2 separate regions of the Mus musculus genome follow, and region 2 is linked to region 1. Evidence: chromatin loops called from intact Hi-C (ENCODE). Cell type or tissue: left cerebral cortex. All regions are shown on one strand. Each heading gives the region's core, and the rest is flanking DNA. Links, peaks and the distances in the headings are about the cores only.

Region 1 (2,932 bases), core at 227-2,726:
ACAGGCAGTACCTGCAGGCTACCAACTTGTTTTATTTCACGTTTGTCACTTTGTAATTGCTGTTGCAAACTTTAGTAGCTTGACAGGAGGTAGAAAGCAGCAAGTTTGGTAAATGTGGTAATTACTATCCTTGTCAATGTTTCTAAGATTTTTTTTTTTTTTGTTAAAAAAAATCTAGATGTAGAGTCTTAAAATTAAACCACTTTTCTTTGAATTAAATAAAAATTCCATGTCTTGAAAACCGATGAGAAATAGAACAAATTGTTTCAGAAATAAAAAATTTTCATAAGATTAATCTTTAAGAAGCATTATAATAGTAATATTTTGTCACTGAGAGCCTGATCGCTTCAGAATGAAAGAACTGGCTTATCAAAACATGGGAAAAACAGCTTACTGTTTTTCCTGATTTATCTAATAAATGTTGTTTAAGAAACAAACAACCGAAAAAGGAAGAATGCAAATTTTCAAGCTGCATCATGGAAATCCCTTCAATTAAGCATTGGCTACCTTGGGAGAAGAAAGATGGATTGATAAAAGCTATTAAATTTGAATTAATGCATACTTTATAGACTCTACACAGTTAAGGAGAATAGTAAACTTAAAGGTGGCCATTGCAGGCTTTCCATGGCCCTTTATAATTTTATTTTCATCTCCAAGTAATGTGGATGTAATGCCAGCAGACCAATTATGCTGCAGAGACGAAATAACAGGCTTCAGCAGCTTGGCAATCAAGAGTCCATTGTCTAAAATTCTTCCTGGTGTTTATAATGTAAAAGTGTTGAGGCATCTGTTTTTTTTTTTTTTTTTTATTTTTTAAATCGTGGCAGAATTCTGAGTGTTCTCAGTGTCCACAGGGCCATATATCATCTATGACCTTCTACCCGTGTTCAAAAGACGTTTTATACTGACTTGCAATGTGCTTGTTCCCATAAAATAAGTTATAGCCATGAATAAAGGTAAAAGAGCTGCAAATAGAATTATATGAATGAATTAATCCATACCCTGATTTATACTACAGGAAAATAAAAACGGCAATGTTTTCTCATATAATCGGAACATAATTTTGCTTCCTTTTAATGCATCCAGGCACCCGCCTCATCTTTCAACATTCACAGAATGCAACTCTTGCAAAATAGTTTTTTTTTCTTATGAATCACTCCCAGGAATATGTCCCCAAGGACACACACTATGAAGAACTTGTTGGATGAAAGACAACAACAAAGACATAACAAGGTATTTTGAACACAAAAAGTAATGAATTTGTAAATTTCGTATTTCGGTTTTTAATTTCAAGACTTTGTTTTACTTAATTTATACTCATATGCATAATAAGCATATAAATAAACTTTGGAATTGACCGGGTTGATGCACTAAGGGTGAGCTGAGCTGGATTTTAGGGACTAGGAATTTGTGTATAAATCAGTGATACTGTGCAATGAGAAAGGATCATATTTGACATGTAACAGTATGCTATTTAGAGTTAGAAAGATAAAAACAGTCATAACAATTCTAAAGTTATCATATGCTTCCATATCTTAGCTGCTATTCACATACACAAAAGTACATCCTTATAGAAACTGTGAAAAGTGCTGTTATTACTTAAAATTTAAACTATGTTAAAAATGGACTGGCAACAGAAGAACAGTGGTGGGGCTGAGCGATTCCTGGCAGAACAAATCCCTCTCCTGGCATCTCTGTAATCCCAAGGACTATGCTCTTTCCAACAGATGCTGTAATAATTGGTTAGCCAACTGGTTGGTACTGAAGAGGCTCTGAAGGCTGGAGTCTACATCTGATAACCCCTATAAGCTTTTGGATTCTCTGCCCAGCTGTAAACTCTAAATCACCCCAACACAGTTTGTTTCTTCATGATTAACTTGGCATGCTTCGTTGTGACAATTTATTGTCATTGAATAATTTTGGCATTGTTCAGCGGGTGTCACTCTTCTGGCAAACATCAAGGGTCATCCCAGGGGTGAACATTGAGTTTGCAAAACACCCCATAGTCAAAATCTTGAAACCCATAAAATTGGGGACATAGCTGCTTGGGTAGATTTCTTTTCTATTGTATCTTTGGCTATTCTCTGTTGAGTTATTAATTATTTTTTTGTATTTAATTTTCCACAGCCAGAATGTAAATTCTATAAGAATAGTGTCAAGGTCTCAGGGAAGCAAGGAAAAAGAGGAATAAATAAGTAAGATGTTGTTAAGTTCTCTGTCATGTCAAATCTATCATATTTCTAAGTATTTATGTATACCATCTATCTATCATCTATCTACCTATCTATCATTTATCTATCTGTCTATCATCTATGTGTCTATGTGACTATCTATATCTATCTATGTACACACACACACACACACACACACACACACAGAGTATAAAAGTAGCAGAAATATTGAGGAGAGGAAGGGGACCAGAGAGGGATGAGTATAACAGTAAGGAAAGCTAGTGGGGGTTAAAATTAACTCAATAAAATGACATGTGTGGATTAACATGTTATAATGAAGTCCACTATTTTGTACACAAACTAAAAATTTAATTCACAGAAGCTGAGCTGGTCACAGGGCTTATAACTGTTAATGCCAACACTGAAGAGTATGAGGCAGAAAAAATCACCAAGAATAAGAAGCAGCCTAGACATTAACATGTACATCAAGCCAATATAGGATAACAGTGAGATTCTGTCATACAACAATTTTAAGTATTTATTTATGCCATTTAAATTATGCTTATATATGCTACTACGTTGATATATGCACGTTGATGCAAGTGCCCAAGAAGGCAAGCTGAGAGCTTTGCTCCCTTGGCACCGTGAGACACTTTTTGAAGGTACTGGAATGCAAAATCTGGTTCTCTATAGCCACAATATACAGTCTTAACTGCAAGGACATTTCCAAGACTTGTGAATAATACTTTTAAAAACAAGTA
Region 2 (2,932 bases), core at 139-2,638, 200 kb after region 1:
GTCCCAAGAATCTTGTGCCCAAGAACTAGGGACCCATTTGTTCTCTCAGTCAGGAGTCCCATGAAAATACTAAGTTAAAAGTTGTAATATATGTGCAGAGGACCTGGTACTGACCCAAGAAGGCCCTGCACTTGCTGCTTCAGACAAATTCCTCATTGTTGTGGGACTTCCACAGATGAGGAGTGGTCAGAAAGATTGTAAGAGTCAGAGAGAATGGAGGACACCAGGAGAATCAACTAAGTAGGGCTCATATGAGCTCACAGGCATAAAAGCAGCAAAATTTTGCTTTGTAAAGTAAGAAGACTGAATAAAAACTTTGAAACTGAATTCTAGATAGAGTATAGTTTTCTGTGTGTATGTCTTACTACATATGACTACTGAATGATACCAATTCTTTTTTCCTTTCCAATCATTATCCTTTTGCTTCTGTTGTTTTTATTGGTGGGTGGTAGCTTAATGGGTAAAGTGCTTGCCATGTAGGCATAAGGACCTGCTTTCAGTCCCCAGAACTCATGGACAGAAGCTGGGTGTGTTGGCATAGCACTGCAATCCTAGCACTGAGAAGGGAAAAACAAGTGAATTCCCAGAGCTTGCTTGGTGAGGTCTAGGCCAGTGAGAGACCCTGTCTCAAAACCACAGATGGACCTGAACTGAGAAATGATATAACAGTTTTAGTTCAATGTGAAACCATATAGATGAAAATATCTTCATTTTTCTACTCCAAGTAGAAAAATTGTTTTGAATTTGTATTTCTTCATGTTTTATTAAATACAGGCCATTTGTCTAAACAAGGTTTACAACTATTACAAGGGTTATAGGAATAATTGAAAATTAAGTATTATTTTAGTAGGCCAAACATATGAAAAGGTTTTTCCATTTAACTGATTTGTGTAATATGACTATGAGTGTGATATTAACAAAAATCATAGATTAAGGTGCCCAAACAAAAACCATTAGATAAAGAATATAAAAGCACTTCAGATCCAGACAGATTTTGAATTTAGATAGTAGGAGATATGATGGCTTGTTCCAAGAATGAGTTGTTATGGACATGGACAAAAAAATTAAGCTTTAAGGACATAGAATGGGAGAATGGTGTTAAATGCTGTGGAAAAGTTAAATAAAATGATAATTTGTATTTTCTGGTAGAATGAATGTTACAGATACCAGGGACAGGATAATTGGGGGTAGAAAGTGGACTAGTGTGTGTTAAAAAGAGGGAAATATCTAGGGTAATATACACCAAATACTCTGTACAGAGCAGTATGGACTGAAAAGAATAGCGGTGGTTCAGAGAAGAAAGAATTAACAAACCTGGATTGTCCAATATATATTTATCAGTTTAGTTAGACTTATAAAAGCTGAGAAAATAATGTGTGGGGTCATAATTTTTAAGTATAAACTCCATTGACAAATGTGTATGTGTGTTGTCTGATGGCTGTTATAGAAGCTATTGAATATTTTTAGCAATTATTTGGTGTATGAAGGTCAATAAGTGCTACAAGATAAATGACCCATCACATAATGTAATTAATCTTCCCCAAACACTAACATTTCCAGTCTACATCTCATTTAGGGAATGAATCAAGGCAACTCAGAAGTTGACAAGTGTTCTCTCATTCATTTATGTGGGGAAATTGCTTACTGAGATATTCTAGTGAGTGTTTCAGTTTCCAGCCTGTTCTGTTGGCATCCAGAGACATACAACAAAAGAAAGCATACATGTGCCCTTTAGCATAAACACCTATTTCCCATTCTGTACCTACCTTACTCCAAATCTCTTTGCTATCACCTGTGAATTTTAAAAAGCATGTAAGGTGTACATTAGTAGAAAACACTGATGTGATTTTCCCTCCTTGGCTATATATATCTTTGGAACCATGGTCTTGGTGTGTTGGTCAATGACACAAAGGCCCTGTAAGTGGTATAGTTCCCACATGATCTGTAATCATTCTGTTACTCCAGGCCTTCATGGAGCTTATGGTGTATAGCACTGGGCAGTGTTTGTGTGCGTTTTCCATTCTTTCCGGTCTATTGTATGTTTAAGGAGTATAGTGCAACCTTGTACCTATGTGGGTTTTCATATTGATAATCATGTCTTTGCTACATTCTCAATAAGAGCAATGTTTGTTTTCTTTGTCCTCAAATGTTTTTGTCAGTCATGACAAAGGCTTCTTCCTGCTGCATATTAATCTTGCTCTTGATAATTTACACTATATGCTGGAATTTCAAAGGGGGTCACTAGAAATATAGCAACAGCAGTGATGTGTGGGCCTCCTGTGCAGGAGCTATCCATGGCTTTCATGTGGCACTTCTCTTCCTACAGAGAAGAGAAGACTTTTAGGTATGAGTAACTATAGGTGGGAGTAGTTATATATATATAGTTGGTAACAGCAGAAATGTGAACAAGTTGTCCAAGTGCTACAATACTTTTTAGATGAAATTTGGCAGTCATCCAAAGAGAGGCATTAATGTCATATAGCAGTAGACTGAAGTTAGTAGTTGGGAAAAAATTTACATTTCCATTTTTTTCTACTTTCATACTAAAGAATGTTGGATGGCTTCCTTCAGGAAATTAACATGGATTCTCACCTGCTCACCCCAAATCAGTTGTTATTGCTCCAGGCTGGTAACTAGGGATGAACAAAACAAAGCAAAACAAACAAACCAGCCAAATATATAAGAACAGCCCCCCAAATACCCAATTATTGGATTGCTAAGTGCCTAAAGGAGAGTTGCTAAAATGCATGTAGCAAGTGCTATGACATCATCCATCATAATTTATACCTGAGGTAGAGAGGAAAGACCAGAGCAGAAATTGAAATCAAGTTATGATGAGAAAGTTGGGATGGATGCAGAAAGACAGCAAAAGATAAAAGTGAAATTAAGGTGGGCAAAACAATACATTAAAACATTGTAAAGGGCTGGTGAG

Evidence for each region. Peaks named below come from ENCODE experiments on the same cell type or tissue, not always from the same donor. Only the 100,000 strongest peaks of a DNase experiment are listed, where the experiment ranks them.
Region 2: a loop joins it to region 1, with 4 times the contacts of the local background. A loop is called at or near these places in 2 of 42 quality-filtered maps.

The regions. Positions count from the first base shown.
Region 1 is chr1:47,284,194-47,287,125 of GRCm38, forward strand. Gm39638 (a long non-coding RNA gene) reads left to right here. Exons shown (of 4, transcript XR_865414.3): 3 at 1,087-1,233. Among named protein-coding and RNA genes, the nearest start is that of Gm39638, 34 kb to the left of the region's middle. In left cerebral cortex, for the core only: no CTCF peak of the experiment used is centred there; a DNase peak (open chromatin) is centred at 1,678.
Region 2 is chr1:47,483,904-47,486,835 of GRCm38, forward strand. No RefSeq gene overlaps it. Among named protein-coding and RNA genes, the nearest start is that of Mir6350, 18 kb to the left of the region's middle. In left cerebral cortex, for the core only: no CTCF peak of the experiment used is centred there; DNase peaks (open chromatin) are centred at 1,701 and 2,358; H3K27ac peaks cover 641 bases.